Linked DNA regions of Homo sapiens: regions 1, 2 and 4 are each linked to region 3. Evidence: chromatin loops called from intact Hi-C (ENCODE). Cell type or tissue: heart right ventricle. All regions are shown on one strand.

The links. Hi-C counts contacts between places; a loop is a spot of excess contacts. Peaks named below come from ENCODE experiments on the same cell type or tissue, not always from the same donor. Only the 100,000 strongest peaks of a DNase experiment are listed, where the experiment ranks them.
Region 1: it touches region 3 in a loop (4-fold over the local background); 82 of 110 quality-filtered maps call a loop at or near these places.
Region 2: a loop joins it to region 3, with 6 times the contacts of the local background. A loop is called at or near these places in 29 of 110 quality-filtered maps.
Region 4: it touches region 3 in a loop (7-fold over the local background); 103 of 110 quality-filtered maps call a loop at or near these places.

Annotation. Positions count from the first base shown.
Region 1 is chr9:121,317,945-121,321,944 of GRCh38, forward strand. It overlaps GSN (gelsolin), which reads left to right. Exons shown (of 18, transcript NM_198252.3): 9 at 462-550; 10 at 721-936; 11 at 3,324-3,457. Among named protein-coding and RNA genes, the nearest start is that of GSN-AS1, 34 kb to the left of the region's middle. In heart right ventricle, CTCF peaks have their summits at 45 and 2,302 (motif pointing right); DNase peaks (open chromatin) are centred at 487, 1,117, 2,317, 3,247 and 1 weaker place; H3K27ac peaks cover 4,000 bases.
Region 2 is chr9:120,972,733-120,976,732 of GRCh38, forward strand. C5 (complement C5) reads right to left here. Exons shown (of 41, transcript NM_001735.3): 29 at 3,968-4,000; 30 at 2,047-2,199. Among named protein-coding and RNA genes, the nearest start is that of C5-OT1, 22 kb to the left of the region's middle. In heart right ventricle, no CTCF peak of the experiment used is centred here; a DNase peak (open chromatin) is centred at 1,602.
Region 3 is chr9:121,397,847-121,401,846 of GRCh38, forward strand. The region is part of intron 3 of LOC102723324 (a long non-coding RNA gene); the gene reads left to right. Among named protein-coding and RNA genes, the nearest start is that of STOM, 30 kb to the left of the region's middle. In heart right ventricle, CTCF peaks have their summits at 2,489 (motif pointing left) and 2,694; no DNase peak of the experiment used is centred here.
Region 4 is chr9:121,211,814-121,215,813 of GRCh38, forward strand. It overlaps a transcript of GSN not described here. Among named protein-coding and RNA genes, the nearest start is that of RAB14, 12 kb to the left of the region's middle. In heart right ventricle, a CTCF peak has its summit at 1,581 (motif pointing right); a DNase peak (open chromatin) is centred at 1,588; H3K27ac peaks cover 1,267 bases.

The DNA of each region.
Region 1 (4,000 bases), 80 kb before region 3:
GAAGGCTGGGACTGAGGCCCAGCACTGGCTGGCCAGGAGCTCCTTGGCACGGGAATGCCCTCAGGGTGGCAGCTTCTCACTCACTGAGTAACCTAGGTCAAGTAATTTAATCTCTCTAAGACCCTAGCTTCCTTATAGATACTCAGAAAAAGATAACAACTTTTTTTATTACTTAAGACTATTCTGTGAATTAAATAATCTATGCATAGTTCTAAGCACAAAATACATGCTCACTAAATGGACCACAGTAGTGTTGTGATTGGTGTCACTGGCCAGCCCCAGGCTGGACACCAGGAGCTCTAGTGAGTGGTCGGCTCTGGGGGTCTCTGGCCTTGGCTGTCCACAGTCTAAGAAGAGTAGGGAGGGAAGTTTGGCAGCTCCTTCTCCTGGACTGTTAAAGGTCAGGATGCAGCAGGATCCCGGGCCTCTAACCCTCCATCACTTCCTCTGGCTGCCAACAGGCAAGCAGGCAAACACGGAGGAGAGGAAGGCTGCCCTCAAAACAGCCTCTGACTTCATCACCAAGATGGACTACCCCAAGCAGACTCAGGTGAGTCTTGGAGGCCAGGTAGGATGGGAAGGGGTGGGTCCTGTTTGGAGGGGATGGGCTGGAGTAGGGCGGGTGTCCCACCCTCAGTGTGGATGGGGTATCTGAGGCTCCCCTGGGGACCCCTGCTGGGCAGCCCAGCCACATCCTGCTCCTCTGCCTCCCCTCCCCAGGTCTCGGTCCTTCCTGAGGGCGGTGAGACCCCACTGTTCAAGCAGTTCTTCAAGAACTGGCGGGACCCAGACCAGACAGATGGCCTGGGCTTGTCCTACCTTTCCAGCCATATCGCCAACGTGGAGCGGGTGCCCTTCGACGCCGCCACCCTGCACACCTCCACTGCCATGGCCGCCCAGCACGGCATGGATGACGATGGCACAGGCCAGAAACAGGTACGTTTAGGGCGTGGGGTGGGTGTGTCCAGGCCCCTCCCTCACTTTCCCCATGCACTGCCTCTTGCTTCCCCAAGGAGGTTTCTCTCTGAGGTTTGCACAACTTTGGTAGCTGAGATTCTTTGGTGTTACTTAGTTTTTACAGCCAATGCACCCTGTGTATCAGGCCCTGAGCCAAGTGTCTTGGCCCCACCTTGCCCCGAGGAGTGCCTGGTCTGGGAGGGGAGTTGACCATAGCCACAGACCTGTGTGATCAGTGGAAGATGGGAGGGAGCACAGGGGATTGTGCAGACACAGGAAGCAGTGGGGGTGGTTGGTCAGGGCAGCCTGCACAGAGATGGGAACCTTTGGGTTGGGTCTCAGAGGAGGAGTAGAGCTTTGCTGCCGGAGAGGAAGAGCGGAGAGTGATGGGCATTCCAGGAGGGACTCGCTATGTTCGGAAAGGAGGGAGCTATCCCAGGGGGCTAGTGCTGATGGCATCCCCAGGGAGGGGCCTTGAATGCCAATTTCAAGGGTGTAGACTTGATCCTCTAACCAGTGGGTGCTAGTGAGGGGTTTTTCTTTTTATTAAATCAGACATGCAACAGGCTCAGATTTATGCTTTATCTTTTTTTTTTTTTTTAATAGAGACAGGGTCTCGCTATGTTGCCCGGGCTAATTTCAAACTCCTGGGCTCAAGCAATCCTCCTGCCTCGGCCCCCCAAAGTGTTGGAATTACAGGCATGAGCCACTGCGCCCGGCCACCTGCTTTAGAAACTCACTGTGAAAATGGGTTGGAATATGACTCCAGGATATCATTAGAAGAAAAAAATCAGTTAAAAAATAAATAAAAGAAAAATAAAAAGAAAACTAAGAAAATGGATTGGAGGCAGGAAAATGAAGGTAGAGAGCTTATAAGGAGCTTGTTCTAATACTGTAGGGGAAAGATGATGACCTTGAGACTAAGAAGGTCACAGTGGAGAAGGGGAAGAGGGGTGTGGGGTTCAGAGGTGTTTAGGAGGTAGAATCCGCCTCAGGCAAACTTGACTCCGTTCCTAATGATAGGAATAACAAAGTGTTCATTTTTATATATTATTGTTTTTGGTTTGGTGCTAGCATTCATTTGTTGCTTCAGTGGCTAGGGAGAATGCAATGAAAATATTTCGGGTGGGGCGGTGTGGTAAGACCCCTGGCAGCCTGACTGTGAGACTTTGGGCAAGTTACATAACCTCTTTGAGCTTCACTTTCTCACTTGTAAAGTGGGGTTTCATCCCACTCCATCACCTTCAAGAATGTTCAAAATCCAGAGATTCTAGGATTCTGTTTCCCAGGACTTGGACGACTCCGTGTCTCCATAGCTCCACCAGGTGGCGCTGCCGGGCCTCGTGACCACTTGGAAAAAGCAGTGTCACCAGAACGCTGCGGAGACCTGCCAGCAGGGGTCACACTGAGGTTGCCTCGTGGTGTCCCTGCCTCTGCAGGTGACCTATGAAATTCCTGGCAGGCCCAGCACAGTGGCTCACGCCTGTAATCCCAGCACTTTGGGTGGCCGAGGCGGGTGGATCACCTGAGGTCAGGAGTTCGAGACCAGCCTGGCCAACATGGTGAAACCCCGTCTCTACTAAAAATACAAAACTTAGCTGGCCATGGTGGCAGGCACCTGTAATCCCAGCTACTCGGGAGGCTGAGACAGAAAAATTGATTGAACCCGGGAGGCAGATGTTGCAGTGAGCCGAGATTGCGTCATTGCATTCTAGCCTGGGCAACAAGAGTGAAACCTCGTCTCAAAAAACAAAAAAAAAAAAAAGAAAAAAAGAAAGAATCCAGGCAGCTCAGTAACAATAGAGGTAATGGTGATATTAGTAAGATAATAATAATAATTATGACAATAAGAGCAGCTGCCACCTACAGAGCAGTCCCTTTGTGCCGGGCCCTGTGCTAGACTTTCACGAGTAATCTCGTTTGAGCCTCACAGTACTTTGAGGTAGGTACTATGATTATCCCCATTTTTCAGATGGGAAAACTGAGGCTAAGAGTGGTTAAGCCAGTTGTCTGAGGTCTCATGGCCCGGAAGGGGATGAGGGGCCTGATTTGGGGTCTGTGTCTGGCTCCTCCCCTCACTGTACTGCATTCCTTTGGAGCTGCCTTGACGATCCTCAGCGAAGGACAGACGGGCTGGGGCAGGGCATGGTATGAGGAGCCCAGGCAGGAACCCTGACCCAGAGTCCCAGCCCTGCCTTCTAGTGGCTCTGTGAGTTGGGCAAACCATTTAACTCCAGTCCGAGCCCAAGTGATTAAAAGTTCATCCCATGGCCTAACCACAACCTACCACACTGCGGTTTCCTGGCTTGCCTGAGCTGGGGGGTGGGGGTGCTGCACAGCATCTGACTCCAGCTTTGCTCCTGCAGATCTGGAGAATCGAAGGTTCCAACAAGGTGCCCGTGGACCCTGCCACATATGGACAGTTCTATGGAGGCGACAGCTACATCATTCTGTACAACTACCGCCATGGTGGCCGCCAGGGGCAGATAATCTATAACTGGTGAGGTTCTGGGGCCATTGGTGTGTGTCGTGGGGGTACTGGCTGGGCCCTGAGCAGGGCTGAAGACAAACTGAGGGTGTGAGGGCCTGAGGTGGGACCACCACTCCCTGCTGGGAGAGGCTTTTGTCCACAGGGCAACACCATTTGCTTATTTCTCCAAACAACTTTGAAACTCTTCTTACCAAATGATTATACATCTATTGTAGGATATAGTGAATGTGGAGAAACAAACAGAACATCTCCCACAAATCCATGACAAGTACTAGGCACACTAGGGTTTATCCTCCCACACATATTTTTCAAGCCAAAATTTTTTTAAATTTATATTTGTTTATTTATTTATTTATTTATTTATTTTGAGACAGAGTTTTTCTCTTGTTGCCTAGGCTGGAGTGCAGTGGTGCGGTCTCGCTCACTGCAACCTCTGCCTCCCAAGTTCAAGCAATTCTCCTGCCTCAGCCTCTCTAGTAGCTGGGATTACAGGCACCCACCACCATGCCTGGCTAATTTTTTGTATTTTTAGTAAAGACGGGGTTTCACTAT
Region 2 (4,000 bases), 430 kb before region 3:
GCACTTCCTTTACTCCAAGCCTCCCCTTTCCTTTGCTTAGCACAATAATGCAAGATGGATTGGGCATATGTTAAAGTTTCTCAATCCTTCCTTCAAATTTTAGTAAATGTAGGAAAGTAGGTCAACATTCTTGTTCTCCCTGATAGAATATAGCAGCATTTGTTGGAAAACAGGTGTCTTGAGATACTGCATGTGAAAAGCATGCATGACAAATAAGTTTGGGAAATGCTGTGCACTGTGCCCTGCCTCTGCCCCTTTTCACACCCAGAGTCACCACACTTAATCACATACATGTTACAGAACAGGGGAATTCTGGATTAAAGAACTTGTTTAACTTAATTTAAATTAATTTGTTTAACTTAATTAATGCACACTCAACCACCTAACACTCTTTCATGGAACACATTTCAGGAAATGCTGGAGTAGAAAATTCCACACTGGATAATAACAGCCCAGGTTTTACATGGAAGCAGCATCCTGGGCTGGGGTTTAAATTTTGTTAGGATGACAAGAGGCCTCTTACAGCATTATCCCTATAGAGAAGAATAATTTCAGCTACCTCAGGTAGCTGGAAGGTCAAGAGATCCTTCTTAGAGCTTAGACTCAGAACATGAATCTCCGGTGAACTCTAAATGATCCCAGGGAAAGGAGACATATTCCCAAACTAGGGACCACAAGCACAAATGCCTGCAGAGGCCCGGGCACAAAGCAGGTATGAACATAAATGCACATGCATACGTCCTGTGACTGGTGGGGACTGCAGTAAATTGTAGAAGCCATGCCAATGCCTGGTGCTTTGCTTTCAGGTCTTTTGGTTTATCAAGGGAAGTTGGGAATCAGGTTTTTATTTGAAATATCTGGATCCTTAAATGTTGGCATATATCTATGTCTATGTTTATATCCATATTCTTTTTTTTCAGTATGGGCCACCAGTTTGCAATTTTTGCATTAAATTTTATTTCTCTGCTGGGCATGGTGGCTCACACCTGTAATCCCAGCACTTTGGGAGGCCAAGGTGGGTGGATCACCAGAGGTCAGGAGTTTGAGACCAGCCTGGCCAAATGGTGAAACCCCATATCTACCAAAAATACAAAAAATGAGCCAGGTGTGGTGGCAGGCGCCTATAATCCCGCCTGCTTTGGAGGCTGAGGCAGGAGAATTGCTTGAACCCAGGAGGTTGCAGTGAGCCGAGGTTGCGCCATTGCACTCCAGCCTGGGCAACAAGAGCGAAACTCCATCTCAAAAAAAAAAAATTATTTCTCATGCTTGTTTACTTTTAACAAACACCAATTTGTGAAGGATGTCAACAATGAGGATTATTTCCAATTACTGTACATTTAAATATACTTTAAAATAATGCAAACACAGTAATTAGAAAAATATGTATCAGCAGCTATATGTGGGCAGCTAATATTAATATAGAACCCAGTTTTTCCAACATGTCTTGTTCTTTGTGAAATTTTCATAAGCCATCAAAGTTACCACCTTTAAAAATCCAGCAGTAGCAAAGGACATGGGGCAAGGAGCTGGGGACCCTAAAGGCCAACTCCAACCTGGCCACAGTCTGCATGTATGACCAGGGCCAGAAGGGACCACCAGCAGCCTCCCAGACATGCCTTCCCTCCTACGCTCACTGTACTGCTCTGTGCGCTGTTATCTATGTCTGGAATGTTCTTCCTTTTTCTTCACTTGGCTAACTCATTCTGATTTTTTCAGATTTAACCCACACATCTGGACACATCTGACAAACTCCCTCCATCTTTCAGCCAGGATCAGGAGGGCCCCTCTGTACTTCCATGTACCTATCAAGACTCTTATTTTTCACTATCTGCTTAAATGACAATCTCCCTGCACTACGCTGATTGTTTGTGTTTTATTTTTGAATCCTCAGTGCCCAGGATATAGCAGGCATCCCTGTTTAGGACATAGCTGACACTCAATATATGTTTAAGTAGTGAAGAGATAGATTTATAAAATAAAGAGTGGAACAGATGATTTCAATGGTCTCAGCCAATTGTAAAATACTACAGAAAGTTCTTCATTTACCTCTACTGGCCTCCCAAGGAAATTCTTGTCTGTCATTTTATAATTATGTAAGGCACCTTTATGCTTGTAAGAAACATCGATGTCCATACTCAAGCGGAGTTGTTTAACCAGGAGTGAATATTCCGTCAGGCCCTCAATGGCATTGATTGTGTCCTGTCAGCAATCAGCAAGGCACAAAAATATGTTTAGTTTATTTATGTACTCCCTATTTACAAATGCCCTTTTTATGAGAGGGTAGGGCAGCATTGTCTGGAGATGAAACTCCAGCTGACTCAGTAAGACTGGTTAAGAGCCCCATTGTGGAGGTGGAAGAAAGGTCTCTCCCTCCTCAATAAAGATGCTGTTAGCAGGGACAGGAAGGAAGTGTGGCCTCAGATCTGGGTCCTCTATATATTCTGCAAATGTAACCTCAGGCAAGTCACTGTTTGCAGAATTCATCTGAGTCTTTGAACAATTATCTCTTCCTCATCCTTTAGTCTGACCTTAAGTATCTCCACAACAAGGCCATAAACTCCCCTTTCCCGTTATTCTCTGTTTTAAGGTTCCCTTTTTGCCCTTTCTAGCATTCATCTCAATTTGTAATGCTTTTATTTATAGTTTATTGTTGGCCTACCCCACTGCAATATAAGATTTGTGAGGCAAGTAGGTAATATATTTTTCTTGGTGCCTGCTGTGGTTTGAATGTGTCCCCCAAAGTTCATGTGTTGGAAAGCTTGGTCCCCAATGTGGCAGTGTTAGGAGGTGAGGCCTAATGGGAGGTGTTTGGGTCATGGGGCGTACCACTTTCATAAATGGATTAATGCTGCTTATTATAGAAGTGAATTTGTTATAAAAAGATGAGTTTATACTCCACTCCCACCAACCCTCCACTCTGCCTTCTCTTTGCCCTTCCACCATGGAATAATGCAACAAGAATGCCTTCACCAGGTGCAGCCCCCCTGATCTTGGACTTCCTAGGACCCAGAACCATGAGGTAATAAATTTCTGTCCATTGTAAATTATCCAGTGTGTCGTTTTTTCTGTTACAGCAACACACAATGGACTAAGGCAATGTCCATTGCATTTAGCAGGTACATAAATATTTGTTGAAGGAATAAATGAATAAACTTTATCTTTCTGGACCTCATCTTTCTCATCTATAAAACTGAGAAACATGACTAGATCAGAGATGTTAAACAATGTGGCCATTCCCTCTGCCTATATCTGTGGCGGCAAATGCTAATCAATAGGGCAGTCTTTTCTGCTAACCCTATAATTGTACCCAAAATAAAACACATTACATGGTCAGTAAATTAATACTGAAGGCCCTCTCTACATCTAAATTACATATATATAAATATACACACTCCATCATTATCTAAACATCCAGGCAACAGGGAAGATATTAACATTCGATCTAAACTTTGAATATAAACATGTATTATACGACTACATAATAATTAGTTGTAATAAAAATACATACTCAAATGAGTTTACATTAAATAGCTAGATAGATTAACATGTAACAATCAGTATTTCTCCCACTTTTTATTTATTTCGTTGTGGAGAAGGAGCATCAGTACCTTTGTCTACATGGCAACCACTATTTATTACATAGGATATGATATAATTGCCAATAACCTTACTAGCCTTTCATGGTGATTTAGAATCATGAAGGAAGTACTGGGCTTAAAGTCAGGAGACATGAGTTCTGATTCTGGCTCTGCCATGAATTCCCTGAGTAAAACTCCCTGGGCTAATTTCCTCTTCTGTATAATAAGAGTGTTGACGCAGATAACCTGTAGGGGTCCTTCAATTCTAGGCATTATTCATATCTATTGCATGCTCATTTGGTGGACAAAGGCATGGAGGCCAGATGAGTGTGGTGGGGGAGAAAATAAAAATGTCTACAGGGAGATGAAACAAGACAAAGAAATGTTACCTGGGTTGAATAAAAGCCACCTCCATACCTCTG
Region 3 (4,000 bases):
TTCTTGGTCCCTTTGCCAAAAATCAGTTGGCTGTAGATACATAGATTAATTTCTGGGTTCTCTATTCTGTCTCATTGGTCTATGTGTCTGTTTTTATGTCAGTGCCATGCTGTTTTGATTACTATGGCTTTGTGGTATATTTTGAAGTCAGGTAGTATGATGCCTCCAGCTTTGTTTTCTGGCTTGGGTTTGCCTTGGCTATTCAAGATCTTTCGTGGTCCTGTATAAATTTTAGGATTTTTTTGTTTTTATGAAGAATGTCATTGGTATTTTGACAGGGATAAGGCCCAAGTGTATTTTCCCCCTCTTTCAACAGGCCATAAGGAGCTCCCCATGAAACCACAAGTGCTGGTTGAGGGAGAGGCCAAAAGGCATCAGAAGTAAGTGCTGTGGGGGTCTGGGCCACCTGCTCGTGTAACTTGCTTGTGCTCTGAGCTTGCTTGAGTCTGATCTTGTACATACTATGTCTATTTGATAATGGATTGCTGCTGCACATTATTATAGCTAGGTCTTGTTCATAATGGGCAAGTTATGTCATGTAATTGTTAGGTCATGTAATAGGAATTCCATGGTTAAACAGTTTTTACCAGGGCGTAATAGTGAGCTATGAGCTGCTTCTTTAAGGGGGCAGAGGAGTGTATGGTTCTGTTAGCTAGCTATGTGTTGTGTCATTTTCCTGTTGAGGCTTGCGTGAGGAGCCATGCAGCACTCTTACCACAGACACTTGGAGCACCACTGGATAGACAGACTGGAATGACACTGCCTCGACCCACTGTAGAGCCTTCTCTTGCTTCAGGCACCATTCAGAAGTAGCAGCCTTACAAGTTACTTGGTGTAACCGGATCAGAGCAGAGCATCCACTTGTGGTTTGTGTTGCCTACAAAATCTAAAGAGGCCGAGGACTGGCACAATAATCCTGAACTTGGAAAACAAAGACTGCATAACATTACCTATTGATATAGCGGCCAGATGTGACTTTGGTTGTTTTCCCTTCATATGTGGTTGTATACAAAATAGTACATTTTGTTAAGTAGGAACTTTTTTGGACTTGTATTATGGTAAGAAACATGTATGTGTGTCCTCCTGTAGGCTGTCTGAATATTTCTTTCTGGTCTACATAGCATCTCTTGGTCTGGGCAAACTTCCCTTCCCAATTTAGGTGGTTCTGATGAGTAAAGGTAAATTACCAGATAGCAAAGCAAGAGGGCATTCTAGAAAATAAGATCAGTGGAAGCAAAGGCCTATGGGCATTGTGGGTTCTGGAAGCAGTAATTAGTTCAGTTGAGTAGTAAGTAGCACTAGGGGTGAAGAGTATGAAGAGTGGAGTGGTGGGAGATAAAACGGGAAATGTTAGGTAGGGCTATACTGGAAGGAGCTTTATGTACCATATGAAGAAAGTGGACAAAATCCTATGCTGAGGGAAAAGTAGTGATTTTTTTTTTACAGGACTGTGATGTGATCACATCACATTGATATGAAAGATATTCCATGAGGGAGAATTTGAGATGAGCAATACTAGGGGTAGAGCTATTATTTAAGATTACCTAGTAATTCTGAATAAAATGATGAGACATGAGCTAAGTAAGGTAGTGTGAATTAGAGGAGAAAATGAATTTAAATGATACATAGGAAGTGGAATTGACAGACTTGGTGGCTGACTATGTGGAGTGGGAAGAGAGAACAGGAATTTATGTATGTGGTTAAAAATTATATACTTGTATGAAACAATCTGGTTTGAGCTTGAGTGGGGTTCAGAGAGATCTGGGCCTAGTGTAGAGTGACCAGCTGTTCTGGTTTATCCAAGATTAAGGGATTTCGATTTCCTGGGATGTGAGACTTCCAATGCTAAAACTGTGAAAGTCCCCAGCAAACCAGGACAAATTGGTCATGCTAGCCTAATATGAATGGGCGGACAGATTAGTGACAGGAGCTTATCGGCATAAGCACTGAAACACCTTCTGGGATAACCATGACCTGGCAAGAGAGCCTTTAGTGGTGCAAAGAAATGGTGATCCTTGATAATGCATGGTAGTTGCTATTCAAATCTACCTCCCAATGGATCCAATCTGGGGTCCCACGGAGAAAGGAGGCTGGAAGTAAAATACGAAAGAACTGTTTCACTAATCTGTGACCCCGTTTAACAGAGTGTAACTCAGAGAGGACAGATTCTTTCTCACCGTGGACTACCCCACAGCTCTGGAAACCTGAGGGCTTTAGTACATTGGGAGATTCAGTTAAATACAGGTTGGGGGAGTTCCAAGGGATGGAGAGGGTGGGGAAAGGGAGAAGGAGGAACTGGTAACCTGTACTGGTACAAGAAAAACTAAAATACTTAGCAGAACAGAATAACATCTGTGCAGTGGGGTATAAGTCAGTGAAATATGAGTTATTACAGCACAGGTGACATCAGCAGGCTTTTCTTGAAGCAATTCCTTTCAGAAGGAAAGAATGTGTTGATTACTTTCTTTGTTATGTTGCGCCATCTACTGGTAACTCTCATGTACTTTTTTCCTAGTTAGATGTTTAAAAGAAGACAGATGAATTAAAAACTTGAGAACTGTTTCCAAAGTCGTCATTTATTCGTTCGTTCGTTCATTCATTCATTCATTCATTCACTTCACAAATACTGAGTGAGTATGTATACCTTCTATATTGCAGTTACATTTCTAGGCATTGGGGTTACAGCTGTGAACAAAACTGAAAGAACCCTGAACTCATGGAAGCTTACTTTGATGAAAGAGTACATTTCATTTTTTTCCCATGTGAATGTTCTGTTTTCAAAGCACCATTTACTGAAAAGATTATTTTTTTTTCTTTAGGACTCTGCAGTGCCGTTACTGTTATATATGAAGTGTCCATTTATATGTGAGTCATTGCCTATCTTGGTTATGCTCCATTGATTTATTTGTCAATTTCTGTGACAATATCATATTGTCTTTATCATTTTACTTTATAATCATTGTTAATATTTAGTACATCAAGAACTCCCACCTCATTTTTTAAAAGAATGTTTTGGATAGTCTTGGCCTTTAAATTTTCCATAAAGTTTAAAATCAGTCTGTCAAATTCTGTCAAAAAAAAAAAAACCCTCCTGGGAATATTTATTGGGATTGAACTGAATCATTAAATCATTTTAGAGTGAACTGATATTTTTATACTATTGAGCCTTCCAATCACGATTTACTTCAGTTTTCCTTAGTGTCTTTCAATAGACATAAAAGTCTTATATATCTTTTGGTACACTTATTTGTAGATACTTGATTTTTTTAGGCTAAAAAGGCATCTTTAAAAAATCATTTGCTAACAATTATGGCTGGTGTTTGGAAATGTAACTACTTTTGTCATATTGATTATTCATCTAGGGATTTTGCTAAATGCTCTTATAATTCAAATAAATCTCTTTTTCCTACATATACAATTTATCATTTGTAGATAATTATACCATTAATTTGTTTTTCTTATCCTTCATGTACTAGTTAGAAGCTCTAGTACAACACAGAATAGAAATGGTGATATTAGGCACCCTTTAATTGTTCCTGACTTTACAGGAAAAGCTTTTGACATAAAACATTACTTTTCTTTGGTTTTCTACAGATACTTTTTATTAGATTAAGAACTTTCATTCTATTTCTTTTTTCTTAAGTGTTTAAAAATCTTGAATGGATATTAAGTTTTATCAAATGCTTTAGAAATTTTGCATCTATGTAGAAATACTGTAACTTTTTTTCTGCTTGAATCTCTTAATGTGGTGAAGAACTGGTACCAATTCTACTGAAACTATTCAAAAAATTTGAGGAGGAAGGACTCCTCTCCAACTCATTCTATAAAGCCAGCATCACCCTGATACCAAAATCTGGCAAAGACATAATGATAAAAGAAAGCTACAGGCCAATATCTCTGATGAATGTATGTGCAAAAATCCTCAACAAAATACTAGCAAACTGAATCCGAAGCACATTAAAAAGTTAATTCATCATGATCAAGTTGGTTTCATTCCTGG
Region 4 (4,000 bases), 190 kb before region 3:
CACCAAAAGAAAAAACCCATAGCAAAAAAATATATTTTTTGAAGGGCTTTATGAATTGGACTTCTGTTCAAAAACTTTAAAAACAGCTGGATAAGGGAATCTCTGAGGGCTCTGATACTCTGTATTTGCTTACTGGTGAAGCTGTGAGATTAAGGAGAGGCCGCTGGGTTAACCATGCATTCATTCATCAATGACTAATGATTGAGCTCAAACCTGGGCTCCTGTCTCCTCCTGTCCACTGAAGCCCTTCAGTGACCACCTTCCCGTTTTTCTGTAGAGTCCCTTATATGGGCCGATGGGGAAGAGACTATGGATGCCTTTTAACTGAGCCCTCATAATGCGATAAAAAAACATAACAAAACAGATATCCCAGCAGCTATACAAGCAAGCGTTTTCAGAGCTCACACTGGAAACCAGACTCTCTAATCCTTATCAGTTGTTTCTCCAAGATTTAAATTCCAACTCTGCAGTTTATTAGCTCTGAGACTTGGGCAAGCATCTTAATCTCTCTGGGCCTCAGTTTCCTCATCTGTAAAATAGGTATGGTGGTCCCTAGTTTATTGGATTGTCGTGAAGGTTATAAATGTGTGTAAAATCCCACTTCACCGTAGCCCTCTATCATTTCCCACCCTCTTCTCTCCCTGCCAGGGAGTCAGTGCCCTCCTGGAGGAGGCTTACAATACAGCCTTCAAGGTTGACTCTGGGCATTGCTTCAGTACAGATTAGAAATTATTTTAGAATCCCCAGAGCATGGTATCTGCGACAAATTAAGCTAGACATAATTTTAAAGCATTTTTTATGTTTGAAAGTCTTTTGGTCTCACTCCTTGGCCTTTTTTTTTTTTTTCTGAGATGGAGTCTTGCTCTGTTGCCCAGGATGGAGTGCAGTGGTGTGATCTCTACTCACTGCAACCTCCTACTCCCTGATTCAAGCAATTCTCCTGCCTCAGACTCCCGAGCAGCTGGGACTACAGGTGCGCACCACCACGCCTGGCTAATTTTTGTATATTTTTTTTAGTAGAGTAGGGGTTTCGCCATGTTGGCCAGGCTGGTCTCAAACTTCTGACCTCAAGTAATCCACCCACCTCGGCCTCCCAAAGTGCTGGGATCACAGGCATGAGCCACTGCACCTGGCTCTTGCTCTTGACAAAGATCTTTTTCCCGTCCAGAGATTGGAGGGAAAGCTAAGGAGAAAAGGCAGCGTGAAGGAAGGAGAATTTCTTCCTGCCCATATATTTATTTTGAATTTTACAGGTTTAATGTCTGCCTTTCCTCACCCTGAGCTGAGTGGGAAAGGTACCATTTCTGGTGGGTTCACTGCTCGATACCCGGCCTAAGTATCTACAAGTTATAAAATCAGAAACAAAATATAATTAGTCTCATCAATAAATAAACCCAGGGCAGCTGGGCTTCACGGAGGAGTGACAAATGGCTCCAAGCAGTCTACATTTTAGGACAATAGCTGGGGTCACTGGCTTCCAAAAACTATGGGGAAAACCACTTCCGGCTTCCTGTATCCCTTCGTCTATTCTGGTATCAAAACGACAAATCCAGAGGAGCCGAATCAGGCGTGCTCCACCAGAGGGCGCAGCAGGCCCATGCCAGGCCCTCTTGACTGCCAGAACTCCCAGCCTGTGGCTACTGCTCCCATTTGTGTTGCTCAGGCACACCTGGTTTGGCAGCATTGTTTCCTCAGTCTCTTTGTTAGTTCCTCTGTTTTTCCAAGCCAGAAGAAAGTGAAGAAGTTTGCAGTCAGGTGGGCTTGGATTAAAATCCTGACTCTGCCGTCAGCTGAGATCTTGGCAAATTAGCATTGTGAGCTGTTGTATTAATATTAATTGGTGACTTCTTCCCAAGGCTGGGGAATCACAAAATCATAGACTCTTGGCACAAGAAGGGGCCTTTGAGATCAGCCCTTAGAGCCCCCACATGTCATGGATGGGGACACTGAGGCTCAGGCTAGACCAGAGCCCAAGTCTCTCAGCACATGGGCTGGGGTCCTCTCAGCTACACCCAGCTGCCTTCTTTCCAAAATCCATAAAACGATAAAGAGCATTCATCAATGAATGAATGAATGAAAAGATTAAAAGCCCTTTCAACCGACGAGCTCGTACCTTCTTTTAGAGCAAGGACTTTAGATCCAGACAAAAGCACAGACTGCTGTATCCCTCATCCAGCTTCAGCAATTACTTGACCTGTTCAGTCTCAGTCTCCTTATCTGAATGGTGCAGGGCATACTATGGGGATCATAAAAGCACCTACCTCACAGGGTTTCGTGAAGATTCAACGAGTGCATGCCTAAAATGCCAGCTCAGGCACCTAGAAGGCATTGAGAAAATGCTAGTTCTTTTTTTCTCCCTTCTCTCCTCCTCCTTTCTTTCCTTCCTTCCTTCCTTCCTTCCTCTTCTTCTTTCTTCCTTCTTTCTCCTTCCTTCTCTCTCTTTCCTTCTTTTTCTCTCTTTCTCTCCTCCTCCTTCTTCCTCTTCCTCTTCTTCTTCCTCTTCTTCCTTTTCTTCTTCTTCCATAAGCCAGAAACCAAAGGGTAGATGTTAGTTCTACATTTTAAAATCTAGGTTCCATAATCTTTCTGAGTCTCAGTGTTCTTGTCTATAAAGTGGAGAATTTTCAAAGCATTGTGGGAGGATTACATGGCACAACATATATAATAAAACCCACAAAACAAGGCCTGGTTCATGGTAGTGTACAAAATATATTAATAATAAATACTAGTTTATCCTCTTTCATGAAGTAAGGAATGACTGTTTCTAAGAACAAAGAGGGATAAGCCTGCATTCCTACCAATTCCAAAGACTTAGCAGATAGCATTCCCAGGAACACATCATTTCTCCTGAGTTATCCTATGTCATATTCCTACGGAGCTCTTGTCCAAGGTCTCACGAGCTAACCCAGTTTGAGACCCCAGGAGCTACTGCATTAGTTAAGTTCTTATCTTTTCTCTTCTGGACCTCTGTTGTAGCATCTATGCCTTAGATGGATGAGCGATGCCATCTGGCTGGAGATGTACCTCCTGGAAGTACCTTACTGGGCTGCAGCCACTGGTTAGGTCGGAATATAGGCTCCTTGTTGTATGAGCTTCCTAGGGCTGCTATAATAAAAGTACCATGAACTGGGTGGCTTGCAATAACAAAAATGTGTTCTCTCACAGTTCTGGAGGCTGGAAGTCCAAAATCAAGGTGTCAGCACAGCTGTGCTCCCTCTGAGACTGAGTAAATCCTTCCTTGCCCTTGCCCAACTTCTGGTGGTAGCCGGCAATCCTTGTTGTTCTTGGATTCTGGCTGCATCACTCCAGGCTGTACCTGTCATTGTCATATGGCTGTCTTCTCCCTGTGTTTGTATCTCTTCTCCTCTTCTTCTAAGGGCACCAGTCATATTGAATTAAGGACCCCCCCCCCCACACTCATATATGACCCATCTTAATTTCCATCTAAGTTGCATTTGCAAAGACCTCATTTCCAAAAAAGATCAGATTCAAAGGTACCAGGGGTTAGAATTTCAACATATCATTTTTTTTTCTTTTTGTGGGGCGACACAATTCAACCCGTAACATTGGTTAAAAGATCTCTAAAACACCTGAAAATTGGCCGGATTGGTGGCTCACACTTATAATCCCAGCACTTTGGGAGGCCGAGGTGGGTGGATCACCTGAGGTCAGGAGTTCGAGACCAGCCTGGCCAACATGGTAAAACCCCATCTCTACTAAAAATACCAAAATTAGCCAGGTGTGGCGGCGAGTGCCTATAATCCCAGCTACTTGAGAGGCTGAGGCAGAAGAATTGCTTGAACTCAGGAGGCAGAGGTTGCAGTGAGCCAAGATCGCGCCACTGCACTCCAGCCTGAGTGACAGAGTAAGACTCTGTTTCAAAAAAAAAAAAACCTGAAGATTTTAAGAGCTCTCCAATTTACTAATATTTATAATGTACATGTAAATCAACCAATAGAATTAACATGGTTATGTTAATTTATTGGAAAATTAATTATAA